2 separate regions of the Homo sapiens genome follow, and region 1 is linked to region 2. Evidence: chromatin loops called from intact Hi-C (ENCODE). Cell type or tissue: heart left ventricle. All regions are shown on one strand. Links, peaks and the distances in the headings refer to the core of each region. The heading gives the core; the rest is flanking DNA.

Evidence for each region. Peaks named below come from ENCODE experiments on the same cell type or tissue, not always from the same donor. Only the 100,000 strongest peaks of a DNase experiment are listed, where the experiment ranks them.
Region 1: it touches region 2 in a loop (6-fold over the local background); 6 of 110 quality-filtered maps call a loop at or near these places.

Annotation. Positions count from the first base shown.
Region 1 is chr1:153,599,968-153,604,360 of GRCh38, reverse strand. No RefSeq gene overlaps it. Among named protein-coding and RNA genes, the nearest start is that of S100A16, 11 kb to the left of the region's middle. In heart left ventricle, for the core only: no CTCF peak of the experiment used is centred there; no DNase peak of the experiment used is centred there.
Region 2 is chr1:153,647,559-153,651,951 of GRCh38, reverse strand. No RefSeq gene overlaps it. Among named protein-coding and RNA genes, the nearest start is that of SNAPIN, 8.9 kb to the left of the region's middle. In heart left ventricle, for the core only: no CTCF peak of the experiment used is centred there; a DNase peak (open chromatin) is centred at 1,871.

The DNA.
Region 1 (4,393 bases), core at 320-4,319, 48 kb after region 2:
TTGATTGGCTTTGATGAAACTCTGTTTCACAAGGAATTTCAGATAAGACTATTAAAGCCTAAAGTTTGTATTTGAGGATACAAACCTCAAATACCTGTTAGTTGGGTGATCCTCTCCTCTTGAGGTCCCAAGATAAACTCGGAGCTCCCAGACGTGTTAAAAAATGACATTCTTTACTGACTACAGATTAGGAACCCTGTCCAGAGACTGTGTAGACAAGGTATGAGGCCAGTTCTCCCAAAGCGGCTTTTATTGGCTCTGCTTGTCAAGCTTGATTCAGATAGTTTCCAAATTCTAGAGGAACCAGGCAGAGAAATAAACATGCTCCAAATTTTGTTCATAGGAGTACACCTTACTCAATTATTAAAGGCCACAAATAGCTTAAAATAAGTTTCCTTGACTCAGTCTGATGAACGAATTTCCTTTCCTGGCCAACGCACTAAAATGATACGGCTCTGATGAGTGGAGGAACACCAGGGTTCTTGGTGCTCATGCCAGTTTAGATAAAACGACATGGACACACGTGGAGTGGTTTTAAGGAGCGGAGAGTTTAATAGGCAAGAGGGACAAGAAGGAAGGGAGAAGGAAGAAGCTCCCCTATACAGAGACAGAGGGAGGGGGGCTCCAAAGCCAAGAGAGGGAACCCCCATGACCCTTAGTCTTGAGCCATGAGTGGCACTGAGGCTCTGAATTCTCATTAGTAGACTATCCCGATACAGACAGAAGTTGTGGGATGGAGAAGTAGAGGTGCAAGGAAGAAGGAGTGTGGGAGGCCAGGTGGAATGGAAGCCATGACTTGCAGCTGCTGGAGGGGACATTGCCAGTTCCTTGGTTTCTCCCCTGCTCTTGCACTGAGGGAGATCCCAGTAGGAAACCCACCCTGCAGAACTGGGCATCAGCAGTTTTTAAATGGGAACAGCTTAAGACTTTCCAAAAAGATGCACAGGCACAATAGTTTTATTGGCATCCACTTACAGATCCTCAGCCTTCTAAAATTGATCTGCCCTGGAACAGGGTGGCACTCAAGGTGTTGTACTGTTCCTCCTTTCCCACCCCCAGTAGCTGGGATTACAGGCTGGCGCCACCACACTCAGCTAATTTTTGTATTTTTAGTAGAGAAGGGGTTTCACTATGTTGGCCAGGCTGGTCTCAAACTCCTGGCCTCAAGAGATCCACCTGCCTCAGCCTCCCAAAGTGCTGGGATTACAGGCATGAGCTGCCGTGCCCGGCCTACTATGCTACCTTGACTGAATGATAAAGAATGAGTTAACATGTCTTGTTGGTGGCGGGGGGAGGGGGGTGGTTCTATCTATCTATCCATCCATCCATCTATGTATCTATCAATCTATCATCTATTTATCTACTTACCTATCTACCTATCTGCTATCTATCTATCATCTATCTATCTATCTATCTATCTATCTATCTATCTATCTATCGCTATCTGTCAACTGGTAAAAAAGACACAAATTTACCTCTTTTTTTAGTGTGCATTACAGTATTGTTAACCGTATATACATTGTACAAAAGATCTCCAGAACTTTTTCATCTTGCACGACTGTAACCCTATACCCTTTGAACAACAACTGTTTCTCCCTCCCCACAGTGAATACAATTTTACTTTCTGTTTCTTTTCTTTTCTTTCTTTTTTCTTTTCTTTTTTTTTTTTTTGAGACAGATCTTGCTCTGTCACCCAGGCTGGAGTGCAGTGGCACAATCTTGGCTCACTGCAATCTTGACCTCCCTTGTTCAGGTGATTCTCCTGCCTTAGCCTCGCGAGTAGCTGGGACTATAGGTGTATGCCACCACGCCCAGCTAATTTTTGTATTTTTAGTAGGGATAGGGTTTTACCATGTTGGCCAGCCTGGTCTGGAACTCCTGACCTCAAGTGATCCATCTGTCTTGGCCTCCCAAAGTGTTGGGATTACAGGTGTGAGCCACCGTGCCCAGCTATTCTCTTTTACTTATTTCTGCTCTAAACTTTATTATTTCCTTTCTTCTGCTAACTTTGAGATTAGTTTATTCTTCTTTTTCTAGTTCCTCAAAGTGTAAAGTTAGGTTGTCAATTTGAGATCTTTCTTCTTTTTCTTTTTCTTTTGTTTTGTTTTTTGAGATGGAGTCTTGCTCTGTCGCCTAGGTTGGACAACAGTGGCACGATCTCAGCTCACTGCAACCTCCGCCTCCCAGGTTCAAGCAATTCTCGTGCCTCAGCCTCCCGAGTAGCTGGGATTACAGGCACATGCCACAAGGCCCCGCTAAGTTTTTGTATTTTTAGTAGAGACAAGGTTTTTACCATGTTGCCAGTCTGGTCTCCTGACTTCAGGTGATCCGCCCACTCAGCCTCCCAGAGTGCTGGGATTATAGGTGTGAGCCACCGTACCCGGCCATCTTTCTTTTATTTAAATTTAGCATTTACCACTATAAACTTCCCTCTTTATACTACTTTTGCTGCATCTCATAAGTGTTGGTATGTTGTGTTTTTGCTTTTATTTTCTCAATTTTTTTTTTTTTTTGAGATGGAGTCTTGCTCTGTCTCCTAGGCTGGAGTGCAGTGGCGCGATCTCAGCTCACTGCGAGCTCTGCCTTCCGGGTTCACACCATTCTCCTGCCTCAGCCTCCCGAGTAGCTGGGACTACAGGCGCCTGCCACCAAGCCCGGCTAATTTTTTTGTATTTTTTTTTTTTAGTAGAGACGGGGTTTCACCGTGTTAGCCAGGATGGTCTCGATCTCCTGACCTCGTGATCCATCTGCCTCGGCCTCCAAAAGCGCCGGGATTACAGGCATGAGCCACCATGCCAGGCCTTTCTCAAGATACTTTATAATTTCCCTTGTGGTTTCTTCTTTGACCCACTGGTTGTTCAAAAGTGTGTTGTGCAATTTCCACATATTTGTGAGTTTTCTAGTTTTCCTACTGCTATTGATTTCTAGTGTGATTTCATTGTGATCATAAAAAATATTTGGCATGATTTCAATCTTCTCAAATTTGTTAAGGTTTTCTGTGTGACCTAACATGTGCTCTCTCCTGGAAAATATTCAGTGTGTGTTTAGGAAGAATGTGTATTCGGATGCTATCAGGTGGAGTATTCTTTTTTTTTCTTTTTTTCTTTTTTTTGAGATGGAGACTCGCTCTGTTACCCAGGCTTGGAGTGCAGTGGTGCGATCTCGGCTCACTGCAACCTCCGCCTCCTGGGTTCACGCCATTTTCCTGCCTCAGCCTCCTGAGTAGCACCCGCCACCATGCCCGGCTAATTTTTTTGTATTTTTCTTAGTAGAGATAGGGTTTCACCATGTTAGCCAGGATGGTCTTGATCTCCTGAGCTCATGATCCACCCGCCTCGGCCTCCCAGAGTGTTGGCATTACAGGCGTGAACCATCACGCCCGGCCATCAGGTGGAGTATTCTATATATACTCTTAGGGACAATTGGTCTATAATGTTGTTTAGGTTCTCTGTTTCCTTATTGATCTCCTGTATGGTTGTTCTATCATACATACATATTTTAAATGGATGATGGAGGCCGGGTGCAGTGGCTCATGCTTGTAATCCCAGCACTTTGGGAAGTTGAGGTGGGCAGATCACCTGAGGTCAGGAGTTCGAGACCAGACTGGCCAGCATGTTGAAACCCCGTCTCTGCTAAAAAATACAAATATTAGCTGGATGTGGTGGCACATGCCTGTAATTCCAGCTACTCAGGAGGCTGAGACATGAGAATCACTTGAACCTGGAAGGCAGAGGTTGTAGTGAGCCGAGATCATGCCACTGCACTCCAGCCTGGGCAAAAGAGTGAGACTGTGTCTCAAAAAATAAATGAATAATTAAATAAATAAATGGATGGTGGAGGGTATCAAGTCATTGTAATATTTAGATTTATTTATTTATTTATTTATTTATTTTTTGAGGCAGAGTCTCACTCTGTCGCCAGGCTGGAGTGCAGTGGCACGGTCTCGGCTCACTGCATCCTCCGCCTCCTGGGTTCAAGCAGTTCTCTGCCCCAGCCTCCCAAGTAGCTGGGATTACAGGCATCCGCCACCACACCCAGCTAATTTTTTGTATTTTTAGTAGAGATGGGGTTTCACCGTATTAGCCAGGATGGTCTCGATCTCCTGACCTCGTGATCTGCCCACCTCGGCCTCGCAAAGTGCTGGGATTACAGGTGTGAGCCACCGCGTCCGGCCTGATATTTAGATTTAATTGAACATATATTTAGAACAGAATCTTAGCAGTTATATTCTAAAACGTTGCAATATGTAAAACACTTCAGAAACTGCACACTTGGCAATGATTTAAGCATGATGAAAAATCTTAGCTGTCAACCTGAAAAATGTGCAAGCCAGTACATAGTTTACGAAATTCCTTTAGGGCTCAAGAAAAGAACAATTCCTTTAGGGAGCACA
Region 2 (4,393 bases), core at 103-4,102:
AGGTGTGGATGATGATCTGGTGCAGTTAATCTGGCTGCCAGCCATTACAAAACTTAGGCAGCAGATGCATAGGTATTTACTGCCTGGCATCCATCACGATGCCTGCAACCTCTGCAAGCCCTGGGTGGGCAGAGAAAATGGAGCTCAGGTTGAGTTTGATGTATTATACAGCTTTCCACCATCTCTCTAAACATCTCGCTTTCTACTGGTTAGTTTGTTTTGGGGTGTTTTTGTTTCTTTTTTTTTTTTTTTTTTTTTGAGACGGAGTCTTGCTCTGTCGCCCAGGCTGGAGTGCAGTGGTGCAATCTCAAATCACTGCAACCTCTGCCTCCCTGTTTCAAGAGATTCTCCTGCCTCAGCCTACTGAGTAGCTGGGATTACAGGCCCCCTGCCCCCATGCCCGGCTAATTTTTGTATTTTTAGTAGAGACAGGGTTTCACCATGTTGGCCACGCTGGTCTCAAACTCCTGGCCTCAAGTGATCCACCTGCCTCGGCCTCCCAAAGTGCTGGGATTACAAGAATGAGCCACCGCGCCCAGCTTGTTGTTGTTGTTGTTGTTGTTGTTTGAGACAGAGTCTCACTCTGTCACCCAGGTCGGACTGCAGTGGTGTGATCACAGCTCAATGTAGCCTTGTAGCCTTGACCTCTTGGGCTCCAGTGACCCTCCCACTTCAGCCTCTCAAGTAGCTGGGACTACAGGCACATGCCACCACACCCAGCTTCTATATATATCTATATATCTATCTATATATCTATATATCTATATCTATCTATATATCTATATATATATCTGTTTTGAGATGTAGTTTTGCCCTTGTTGCCCAGGCTGGAGTGCAATGGTGTGATCTCGGCTCACTGCAACCTCTGCCTCCTGGGTTCAAGCAATTCTCCTGCCTCAGCCTCCCGAGTAGCTGGGATTACAGGCCCCCTGCCCCCATGCCCCGCTAATTTTTGTATTTTTAGTAGAAACAGGGTTTCACCATGTTGGCCAGGCTGGTCTCGAATTCCTGGCCGCAAGTGATCCACTCGCCTTGGCCTCCCAAAATGCTGGAATTACAGGCGTGAGCCACCGCGCCTGGCCAAAATCTCTTTTTTTTGAGATGGAGTCTCGCTCTGTTGCCCTGCTGGAGTGCAGTGGTGCAATCTTCGCTCACTGCAACCTCCACCTCCCGGGTTCAAGCAGTTCTCCTGTTCCTCAGCCTCCCCAATAGCTGGGATTATAGGCGCCCTCCACTGCTCCCGGCTAATTTTTCTATTTTTTAAATAGAGATGAAGTTTCACCATGTTGACCAGGCTGGTCTTGAACTCCTGACTGCAGGTGATCCTCCTGCCTTGGCCTCCCAAAGTGCTGGGATTATAGGTGTGAGCCACAGCAACTGACCTTTTTTTTTTTTTTTGTATTTTTTATAGAGATGGGGTTTCACCATGTTGACCAGGTTGGTCTCAAACTCCTGGGCTCAAGTGATCCTCCCACCTTAGCCTCCCAAAGTGGTAGGATTACAGGTGTGAGCCACTGTGTCTGGCCACTACTGGTTAGTAATGGCTAGGAAATAACAACTCACTTTCTCCCTGTCTTCAACTCAAGAATCACACCTAGGTCAGACTTCCTACCTAGGCCACTTCCAGTCTGTCTCCCTGCTCCCTCCCATATCTCCACTAGGAAAAACTTCATAATACTCACGTCCTGTACCCCTCTAGTTTTATGGGCTGCATGGGATCGGGTGCCCCTATGTTCCCCCAATAATCTTAGTCTATTGACTTCCTCCCCACTCACCCATGGCAGGGCTAATGTCCCCCAAAGAGTCAGACCTAGGGATCTCACTCCCCATGGCCACTGCGCATGTGCTGGGGCCACCTGCTGCTGTGTCTGCCACAGGCTGACTGGCACAAACACACACTTGGCAGGAAGCTGGTGGTCAGGATACACTGCCAACCCAGCTGTGTCCACACTGCCAATCCTCATCCCTGCCAGAATCCTGGAGCAGCTTGTTTTCTTGGGGTGATGAGTTGGGTGCTTTTGGGATTTCAGTGCCTGCAAGCCTTTCTGTTCTAGACTTTAGGTCTCTTCTCATCTCCTGGAAGCACTGGCTCTTCCCTGCCTCTCAGACTCTTCTGACTCTGTTCTCCCCATGCTTAGGTTGAACTGCCTTCTCCTTGCTGGCTACCTCAAGGTGGGTTCTGGGGTAGGCCCAGGTGGAAGCTCTGCCGGAACATGCTATATTCTCTCAGGCAGCACACATAGTGCACTCTGCCTGGAGGGCACCTGCAACCTGCACCCTCTGTAGAGCCTGGGTGGGGCTTAGAAGAAGGCCTTTCTTGTGGGAGAGAGGGTTCACAGAATGGTGTCTGGTAATGCCTTTAACTGGGGAGGAAGACCTGAGAGTCAGACTTCTTTGGGCCTCTGTGAGCTCCAAAGGATAGGGATGAGGATATTCCTGGTACATCCTGCTTTCTGGGAGGCCAAACCTCTGTTTGGGGAGCCTTACGAAGCTTCAGTGGAGGAACTGGAGGGGCAGCAGTAGAGGTGGGAGCTGGGAGGGGTTAGGGCAGGTAGTCAGGTCTGTGGTTCAAGCTATCTTAACTGGTGCTTCTGGAGAGCTGCCATCTGCCCACATCCCCCATGGGTGAATTATCTGGCCAGGCCCCAGGACTCCTGCTTATCACAAAGGGGTCAGAGGCTGAGGGTGAGGTCCTGCCTTGGCAGTGCTGAGGAAAACATTAGGGGCCTTTCTTCTTTTATCTTTCCCGTCTACCTTTCCCCCACCTCCTTTCTCTTCTCTGTTGTCTGAACTGGCTTTCCTCTTGAAATTAAACTCCTGAGAGTATGTGCTTTGAATTAAAATCCAAAGGGGATGCTGGGTGCGGTGGCTCATGCCTGTAATCCCAGCACTTTGGGAGGCCGAGGCGAGCAGATCACCTGAGGTCAGGAGTTCGAGACGAGCCTGACCAACATGGAGAAACCCTATCACTACTAAAAATACAAAATTAGCCGGGCGTGGTGGTGCATGCCTGTAATCCCAGCTACTCGGGAGGCTGAGGCAGAAGAATCCCTTGAACCTGGGAGGTGGAGGTTGTGGTGAGCCCAGATCGTGCCATTGCACTCCAGCCTGGGGAATAAGAGTGAAACTCTGTTCCAAAAAAAAAAAAAAAATTCCAGAGGAAAGCTTTAGGACTTTCTGAAGGAACCCCTTCCCCCATCTCCTCATGGATGTGTTTAAATCTTCAGCTGATAATCACCTTACACTAAAGGGTAAGAAACAAAATCGCCAGGCGTGGTGGCTCACGCCTGTAATCCCGGCACTTTGGGAGGCCGAAGCAGATGGATCACGAGGTCAGGAGATCGATACCATCCTAGCCAACATGGTGAAACCTCGTCTCTACTAAAAATACAAAAATTAGCTGGGTGTGGTGGCGCATGCCTGTAATCCCAGCTACTCAGGAGGCTGAGGCAGAATTGCTTGAACCAGGGAGTTGGAGTTTTCAGTGAGCCAAGATTGCACCACTGCATTCCAGCCAGGCAACAGAGCGAGACTCCATCTCAAAAAACAAAACAAAACAAAAAAACAAACCAAGACTAAATGGAGCATTTAGTGAATCCTTTAAAGAGACCTCATGGGGATCTTAGCTGTCCCAGGCTGCCCACACAATGAGGCCTATGACTGGGGGCTGCTGCCACCATTAAGGGTCCCAGAGCTGTCCAGGGCCTGTCTCCACCTTCAAGAGTCATCCTGCCCTGCTTCACAATGCTCCCCTCTCCTTCCTTCCTTGCCCCTGGTACAGGTGGTCAGCCAGGGTCCCCAGCACGTCTGACTGGGTCACTAGCCAGGGTGTGACGCAGGTGGGAGAGCCCACCGAGGCATAAGTGGGAGCCTCTACCCTAACCCCTGCTGGGTCCATGGAGCTATCTATTCATAGCAGCAGGACCACCTTTTTTTTTTCGAGATGGAGTTTCACTCTTGTTGCCCAGGCTGGAGTGCAATGGCGCCATCTCGGCTCACTGCAACCTCCGCCTCCCGGGTTCAAGTGATTCTTCTGTCTCAGCCTCCCGAGTAGCTGGGATTACAGGCATGTGCCACCACGCCCAGCTTATTTCATATTTTTAGTAGATACGGGGTTTCTCCATGTTGGTCAGGCTGGTCTCAAACTCCCGACCTCAGGTGATCTACCCGCCTCGGCCTCCCAAAGTGCTGGGATTACAGGCGTAAGCCACTGTGCCCAGCCTCAGGTGTTCTTTTAGCACTGTACCTTTACACTTGGTTCCCTCTGCTTGGTGTATTTTCTCTACTTTCCCTTGTCTTAAAAGATCCAGCTCATCAACCTCTTCCCTATGCTCCTAATGTTACCCTTACAAAGGATGCCTTGTGTTGGTATGGCAAGCCCTCAGCACATGGC